Linked DNA regions of Homo sapiens: region 2 is linked to region 1. Evidence: chromatin loops called from intact Hi-C (ENCODE). Cell type or tissue: CD4-positive, alpha-beta T cell. All regions are shown on one strand. Region 1 has its middle 29 kb from the start of SLC25A51. Region 2 overlaps SHB (SH2 domain containing adaptor protein B).

What was found. Peaks named below come from ENCODE experiments on the same cell type or tissue, not always from the same donor. Only the 100,000 strongest peaks of a DNase experiment are listed, where the experiment ranks them.
Region 2: a loop joins it to region 1, with 3 times the contacts of the local background. A loop is called at or near these places in 1 of 110 quality-filtered maps.

What each region holds. Positions count from the first base shown.
Region 1 is chr9:37,872,776-37,876,775 of GRCh38, reverse strand. No RefSeq gene overlaps it. Among named protein-coding and RNA genes, the nearest start is that of SLC25A51, 29 kb to the left of the region's middle. In CD4-positive, alpha-beta T cell, no CTCF peak of the experiment used is centred here; no DNase peak of the experiment used is centred here.
Region 2 is chr9:37,927,552-37,931,551 of GRCh38, reverse strand. The region is part of intron 5 of SHB (SH2 domain containing adaptor protein B); the gene reads left to right. Among named protein-coding and RNA genes, the nearest start is that of SLC25A51, 25 kb to the right of the region's middle. In CD4-positive, alpha-beta T cell, no CTCF peak of the experiment used is centred here; a DNase peak (open chromatin) is centred at 1,731.

The sequences.
Region 1 (4,000 bases):
CTCATCTAACCCTAATTACCACCCAAAGCCCTCACCTCCAAATACTATCACATTGGAAGTTAGGGCTTCAATATATGAATTCAGTCCACAACATTAGCTGCATGATTGATGAGACTGTTCTTTATTCTCCTTTAGTTTCCAAACACTGCCAGCGATCCTTTACTCTGAGAAATGTCTAGCCAATTTGAGATAAAACACTTGTGCATGAGTCAGGATTCAGAGGTACAGGCACTCCATTTTTCTTATCCCTCCTGGCACTGTTTCTGAATTGTGGAGCTCAATTGAATGAAATTGACTAGGAAGAGCAAGAAGAAAGTATTCTTTAGAATAGTTTGTCATGGAGCACTGCTTTGTTACTGTTAGAAGCACCATTAAGGCAGTGACTTGTTTACATTGTTTTAGGGCAGCTCACCTCTACAGCTGCTCTACCTTTCATGATCAACAGAAATAAAACAAACTCAGTTCAGGCCCTCTTTATTAAGCAATTACTTCCTTCTGATGTACACTAAAAAATGCATTTAGTTACACTGAGATGCTCTCTTGTTTCAGACAATACGAAGAAAAATAAACTATTTCTCTTTCAAGGGTCATCATATCTATAATGGGTGGTTTATAGTAAGTAGCTTTCTTGTTTCCTTGGGCAAAAGAAGCTTCAGAATTTTCCTTAGCCCTCTCAGTTTTCTGGGGAAAGTGTGGCTAAACAAATTTCCAGGTTTTCTCGGGCTTTACCTCCTCATTAAATAACAGTGATAGAGTTCTGAGAAGGACCAAGGTAGGAAAAAGTGGGTACAGGTGGAAACTGAGGATCTTTCATTTGTAATCTGTGTGTAAAATATGGAAGTAAAGAGTAAAAAAAATTAGGAGATGAGGGCCTCAGTTTGAAGATACAATTGATTTGGTTTTGGTTTTTGGTAGAGATGAGGTCTTGCTATGTTGGCCTAGGCTGGTCACAAACTCCTGGCCTCAAATGATCCTCCCGCCTCAGCCTCCCAAAGTGCTGGGATTATAGGCATGAGCCACCATGCCCAACCAGCAACAGTTTTATATACCTTGAGAAGGTTAAAGGGAAGTCCAAGAAGATTAAAGTTTTGCTGTTGCTATCTAGAGCTCTTGAAAGCTTCTGCCACTTGTGATCCAAGAACAGGAATGCATGTTATTTGTGTTTGGGAGCAATAACACATCTATTTGAGTCTATTTCAACTCGAACTAGAGGAAAACAGAATCCCCAATAATTTCAGTTTGTGCCTTTTACAGTTTTTCCTCATTTATTTTATTTAGCGAGTTTGTGTTACACCTACTCAGTGTTGTAAAACTGCCATTTCAGGACAAATCATTTTGAGTTAAGAGGTTCTAGACTTTTATGGAAAATAAAGAGCACTGGCTGCCCGAGACAAGTTCCAAAGTGAAAATGTAAATGTCTCTTGATTTCTCCATCGCCTCCCAGGCTGGATTAGGCCCCTTCTGTGCCAAGTGATAACTGTTTCTTGCCTGTCTCTAACTGCATGTTTGTACTTTATCTGCCAGGACAATGTGATCTCCTCGAGGGCAGGGTCTGTCTTTCAGATTTCTATATCCACAGATTAGAGGTTCTCATAATAAATACATTTAATGAAGTAATCAATCTGATCTCTGATATTTTCTTTATCAATTATTCTCCTTGTTTCGGAAACCCTTTTAATTTCTTAAGAATTTCTTTTAGAAATCATCAAGAGGAATACATAATGGATAATTTCACTTACGTGAAGTTCTAGAAGAGGAAAATCTGTAGCAGAAACAAACAAACAAACAAACAGTGTTTCCCTCTGGGAGGATGGGGGCAGAGGTTCACCTGGAAGAGGCAGGAGAGAACTTGCTGGGATGGTGGTAGTACTCTATATGTTGACAGATGTTTGGGTTACACAGGTGTATACATTTATATAAATTTAAGTAATGTAGAGTTAATCTGTGTACTTCATTCTATGTAAATTTTACAACAAAAGAAAAAAACAAATGTTAAACTCTAGTCATGTGAGGACTTTTAGAAGGATGGGTACAGATGTCAGCAATTTAAAATGCATCAAAAATTAAGATGGATTAGGCTGGGTGCAGTGGCTCACACCTGTAAATCCCAGCACTTGGGGAGGCTGAGACAGGTGGATCACCTGAGGTCAGGAGTTCAAGACCAGCCTGGCCAACATGGTGAAACCCCATCTCTACTAAAAATACAAAAATTAGCCAGGCGTGATGGTGGGTGCCTGTAACCCCAGCTACTTGGGAGGCTGAATCAGGAGAATCACTTGAACCTGGGAGACGGAGGTTGCAGTAAGCCGAGATTGCACCACTGCACTCCAGCCTGGGCGACGCAGAGAGACTCCGTCTCAAAAAAATAAATAAAACAAGATGGACTGATGGACAGAGTTAGTTAAGGGATAAAACAAGTAAAATATTAATGGTAAAACCTTGGTAAACAGTGTTCACTGTAAAGTTCTTTTAACTTTGCTGTTTGGACATTTTCATAATAAAATGTTGGGAAAAACCATTAGGGGGTTTATCATTATTGCTGAATAATTGAGAAACTCAGTTTAGCTCTTTTAGTATGCTATTCTTAGATTGCTATGAAGTTATAAGATACCACTGAAATACTTGCTAGAAGGGAACACAAGCCTGTGGCCTAGAAATTTACTTGTCTTCCCCACTAATGATGATAATATGGCAGTTCCCTCCCACTGAGGTCTGGACTATCCCCTCCTGAATGTGACAGGGCTGGTGGCTAAAACAGAGGCCAATCTTTCAAACATTCTTTCCTGCTGGGCGCAGTGGCTCACGCCTGTAATCCCAGCACTTTGGGAGGCCGAGGCGGATGGATCACGAGGTCAGGAGATCAAGACCATCCTGGCTAATACGGTGAAACCCCGTCTCTACTAAAAATAGAAAAAAATTAGCCGGGCGTGGTGGCAGGTGCCTGTAGTCCCAGCTACTTTGGAGGCTGAGGCAGGAGAATGGCTTGAACCTGGGAGGCAGAGCTTGCAGTGAGCCAAGATCACACCACTACTCTCCAGCCTGGGCGACAGAGCGAGACTCCGTCTCAAAACAAACAAACAACAACAACGAAAAAGCATTCTTTCCTAAGACTGCCCAGCAATAAGGGGTCTACCCACCTCCTGACTAGCAGGGACCAGGCTACTAGGAAAATTATGATTTTCCTGCAATACACTGCAACTTTAAATAAACGCCAGGAAATCTTTCTTTTAATTACATACATTTATTAAGTATGCAAGAAAAAAACTATTTAAGAATAAATGCAATGTGTTTAGAACAAATCTGATGCTCTGTATTTTAACTTTTAAAAAGTAACCATTTCACAATTAAATTTGGATCCTTCATTTTACCCCAACAAAAACTAACCTTTTATAGAGAAGAACTTTAACAAGTAATGTCAACAAAGCATTCTAAAGTACTCATAATTTAAACAACTTGCAAGGAGACAACTGTTTTTTTTGAGACAGGGTCTGGCTTGCAGTGGTGCAGTCTCGGCTCACTGCAACCTCTACCTCCCAGGTTCAAGTGATTCTCCTGCCTCAGCCTCCTGAGTAGCTGGGACTACAGGCATGTACTACCACGCCCAGCTAGTTTTTTGTATCTTTAGTAGAGACAGGGTTTTGCCATGTTGGCCAGGCTGGTCTCGAACTCCTGACCTCAGGTGATCTGCCTGCCTCAGCCTCCCAAAGTCCTGGGATTATAGGCGTGAGCTACCTCACCCGGCTCCCTGGAAATAACTTTTTTTAAAACACTTTTTAAGGCTAAAAAGTATTTTGAGTTGTGTATGCTCTGGTTAAAGTTTCAGTTGTTCCTTTTCTGGATTTATTGCTATTGTTAGCAACAGTTGCAGCTATTTACAGCTTATACCAGGGAGTGTATATTTCTGTAGCTGCTCTCTCATTTTGAGTTAAAAGATAAGCTACACAGCACCAGGTCTGTTCCTGAGAAGGTAAGATCATCTTAGCTTACTTAACTGCCCAGT
Region 2 (4,000 bases), 55 kb before region 1:
ATGAAGTGATACCTCATAGTGGTTTTGACTTGCATGTCCCTGATGATTGCTGATGTTGAACACCTTTTCATATACCTGTCAGCCATTTTTTTATGTCTTCTTTGGAGAAATGTCTATTCAGGTCTTTTGCCCATTTTATAATCAGGTTATTTGTTTTTTCACTATGGAGTTATGTGAGTCCTTTATAAATTTTGGATGTTAACCCTTTATCAGATGCATGGTTTGCAAATATTTTTTCCCAATCTGTAGGCTGCCATTTCATCTTATTGTCTCCTTTACTGTGCAGGAGCTTGGATGTAGTCCCATTTATTTATTTTGAGCTTTTGATATGATATCCAAAAAAATCATTGCCAAGGCCAGTGTCCAGGAGCTTTTCCCCTGGGCTGTAAGAGTTTTATAGTTTCTATTTTTATATTTAGGTCTTTTATCCATTTTGAGTTGATTTTTTGTGTGTAATAGAAGATATGGGTCCAGTTTCATTCTTTTGCATGTGGAAATCTAGTTTATTAGCACCATTTATTGAAGGGATTATCTTTTCTCCATTGTGTCTTCTTGGTACCCTCATCAAAAATTAGTTGACCCATATGTGTTTGGATTTGTTTCTGGGGTCTCTATTCTGTTTCACTGGTCTATGTGTCTGTTTGTATGCCAGTATCATACTGTTTTGATTACTATAGCTTTGTAATATAATTTCAAATCAGGAAGTGTGATGCCCCCAACTTTCTTTTCTTCTTCAGCATTGTTTTGGTTACTCAGGGTCTTTTATGGTTACTCAGGGTCTTTTATGGTTCCACATGAATTTTAGGATTGTTTCTTCTTTTGCTGTGAAGAATGACATTGGGGTTTTGATAAGGATTGTTGAGTTTCTCATCTTTACTTTTTTTCTTAAATAAAACTAAGTTAGATAAGGTGCTTTGTGGATAGTGAGTCCGCTTCATTGCTGTGCTGGTGAACACCCTTGGTCAGTTGGTGAGGAGGCCCCCACCAGGGTGGGCCAGGAAGAGACTGGTGAGGGTGAGCACTGTGCTTTAGCAAGAGCAAAGGTCCATGGGGTGACTCGGGATGAGAAATGAGGAGCAGGGGGCATTGCTGCTTCCTTCCCCTCTCCCCTCCCTGCATGTCCCCTCCCCCTGCCACATCCCCCACCCCAGCTTGTCACACCCCATTACTGCAGACTCTAGTCTGCTGGTCTTGCCAGAGAATCCTCCGCAATAGAGGCATGGGGCAGGGGCTGTATTGCGGAAAGAGAGCAAACCTCTGCCCTTCTCTGAGCCTCAGTGTCATCTGTAAAATGATGACAGGGAACCAAATGATCTCAGAGTATCTGGTTGGTGTCTTGTCTCCCTCAGAAATGTTGCATTTAGAGCAGTGCACACAGTAGACACTTAATAAATGCCATTGACCATCTATGACCAGTTTCCTGTTTAGTTCGTTTTCTGTTTTGTTTTTTGAGACAGGGTCTCACTCTGTCGCCCAGGCTGGACTGCATTGGTGTGAACACAACTCACTACAGCCTCAGCCTGCCAGGCTCAAGCAATCCTCCCACCTCAGCCTCCCAAGTAGCCGGGACTACAAGCGTGTGCCACCATGCCCGGCTAATTTTTAAATTTTCTACAGAGATGAGGTCTCACGATGTTGCCCAGGCTGGTCTCACAAACTCCTAGGCTCAAGAAATTCTCCCGCATTGGCCTTCCAAAGTGCTGGGAGTGCATGAGTCACCACGCCCAGCTTCCTTTTCTCTTTTCATGTGGATCCTGTGTGCAACAGTGTGCCTTAGAGACTGTGGTGAAAGAACACTTGATGTTTCAGGAAATCGATCTCAGGGCAGTAAACGCCTTGCCCCGTGTCATCCGGCCACAGAGCTGGGCCAGAACCCAGGTATCCCACCCCAGCCAGGCAGGCTGCCCAACTGGAGGAGACGCTCCTGCAGCCACATCCATGGCTTCTGGGCTGCCAATGCAGCCGTGAATGACAGAGCAGACGTATGGGAAACCTAGCTCAGTGCTCAGCCCAGACAGCACAGAGCCAGCCAGGTGCACCAGACACACCAGACAGGCGGCCACTGGTGCAGTGGCTCCTGCCCAGCAGATGAGAACAAGACCCACGCCAGGACCCTGAGTCCTGCACTGGCGTCAGTATTTTCTGAAAGGCACTGTTCTTCATTTAAAAATTTAAAAATGCATTAAGCTGGAATCTAGTGCCAGCCCCCTGTTTCACGTCATGCTTATCCGAGGGGCCTGCCAAAGAGTGCAGATTTGTACCCAGGTGACCAGGCTCCAACGACATCCTGCATACTCGGCGGCACCTCCGCACCTGGCGAGCCTTGCTTCCCTGCTGTCCAGACCTCAGACTACCCTTGTGGGTGAACAGTGAAAGCTCTACTTCCCAGATGAGGACCTGAAGCTCAGACCAGGCACAGTTCAGGGCAGGGACTCAGATACAGGTCTGGGTGGCCCTGAGCCTGGGCTGCGTACAGCACCATCCTCAGGCACCCCAAGGCCCACCCCCCTCTCCAGCCCTGCCTGGGTCAACCCCAGGGCGCTGGCCCCCTTTGGGCTATAAAAGCCATTGTGCGCTCCAAGTCCTCCCCTCGGCAGCTGGGGCTTCCCCCGAGGCTGCCTTGGCCCAGCCTCTGCATGGTCCTGCTCTGGAGTCTCCTCAGATGTGGTACATCTCCCACCATGTGCTGCTCAGGTGGGACTAGGGGGTCCTGTCCTTGGAAACAGCCTGGAGCCCTCTGGAACCAAGCCATTTGGCAGATTCCGCTCTGTGTCTTACACCTTTACATAAGGGGCCAGGCGAGCCGGGATTCGTCAGACGTTCACACTTCATGTGGAGGTTCTCATCTGCCCCTCACCACAGCAGCAAGGGTGGACTCTGGTTATTCCCATGTTGTGGATGCAGAATTTGAGGCACTGGCCGTCTAGCGAGTGGTGTGGCTTTAGCCTAGGCACTGTGGGAAGCTGGGCTACATTATTCTTTGTTGTGGGGGCTGTGCTGTGCGTCGTAGGGTATTTAGCAGCGTCCCTGGCCTCCTCTTACTTAGATGCCAGTAGCACCTATGTACCAAGACATTGCGAGTATTCCCCAGGGAAGAGGGAGTGCAAAATTGCCCCAGGTAGGAGCCACTGCTTTAAGGAGCCTAAGGGCTCAGATAGCCTTGTCCTCAGTAGGAAGAGATCACCCTTGGCCTGGATTCTGTCCATCCTGTTGGCACAGGCATGAGAAGCCTGCTTTTGTCATTTTGCTGTCCCCAAGCCCAGGATCCACTGTGGCCAGTGTACCCACCTGTCTCCCTCCATGAGGGGAGCCATTCTGCCCTGCCTTGTTCCTCCTGCTGTGGTGCTCCCACCCACACTGGCATGTCCGTCACTGACTTGAGAACTCAGCACTGAAGGGATCCCCTCCAGCTTTTCCAGAGGGAGACGCTGAGGCCCAGGGGGAGGGGACTTGCCCAGCCAATGATATCAGTGGGATCAGACTTTGAACTTCCTCCCTTTGGGGAAGCGCCCAGGGCTGAAGAGTGGAGAAAAATAATTTCCGACACACAGGCCTTCATGTTCCTAGAAAAGTCCTCAATTAGAGGTAGAAAAAAAAAAAAGAGAGAAAGAGAAAGAGAGGAAGGAAAGAAAGAAGCCCTAGACCCTGTTTCCCTTTCCTGAAGCTTTGGCAGCATTTCACCATCCCCCTCCGCTTCTGCGTCCAGCCCTCCTTGCAGTTTCCACGTGCACTTGGCTGAGGCTGGTGGGAACCCTGAGGGGGGACTACAAAAGGCATCCAGCGGGATCCACCCACCAAGTGTCATTGCCTTCCCACTTACACACCCCTGGTAATGGGAGGCTTACTCCCTCAGTCTGAGCGCTCATCATTTAAAAACTTCTTGTCTAATAATGTGTTGGTTTTCTCATGAGAAAAATTGCCCAAAATGGGTTCATTTTGACATACCTACTGCTTTGTGTGCTAAAACGAGCCTTATGCCTCTACATGTTCGCCAGGAGAG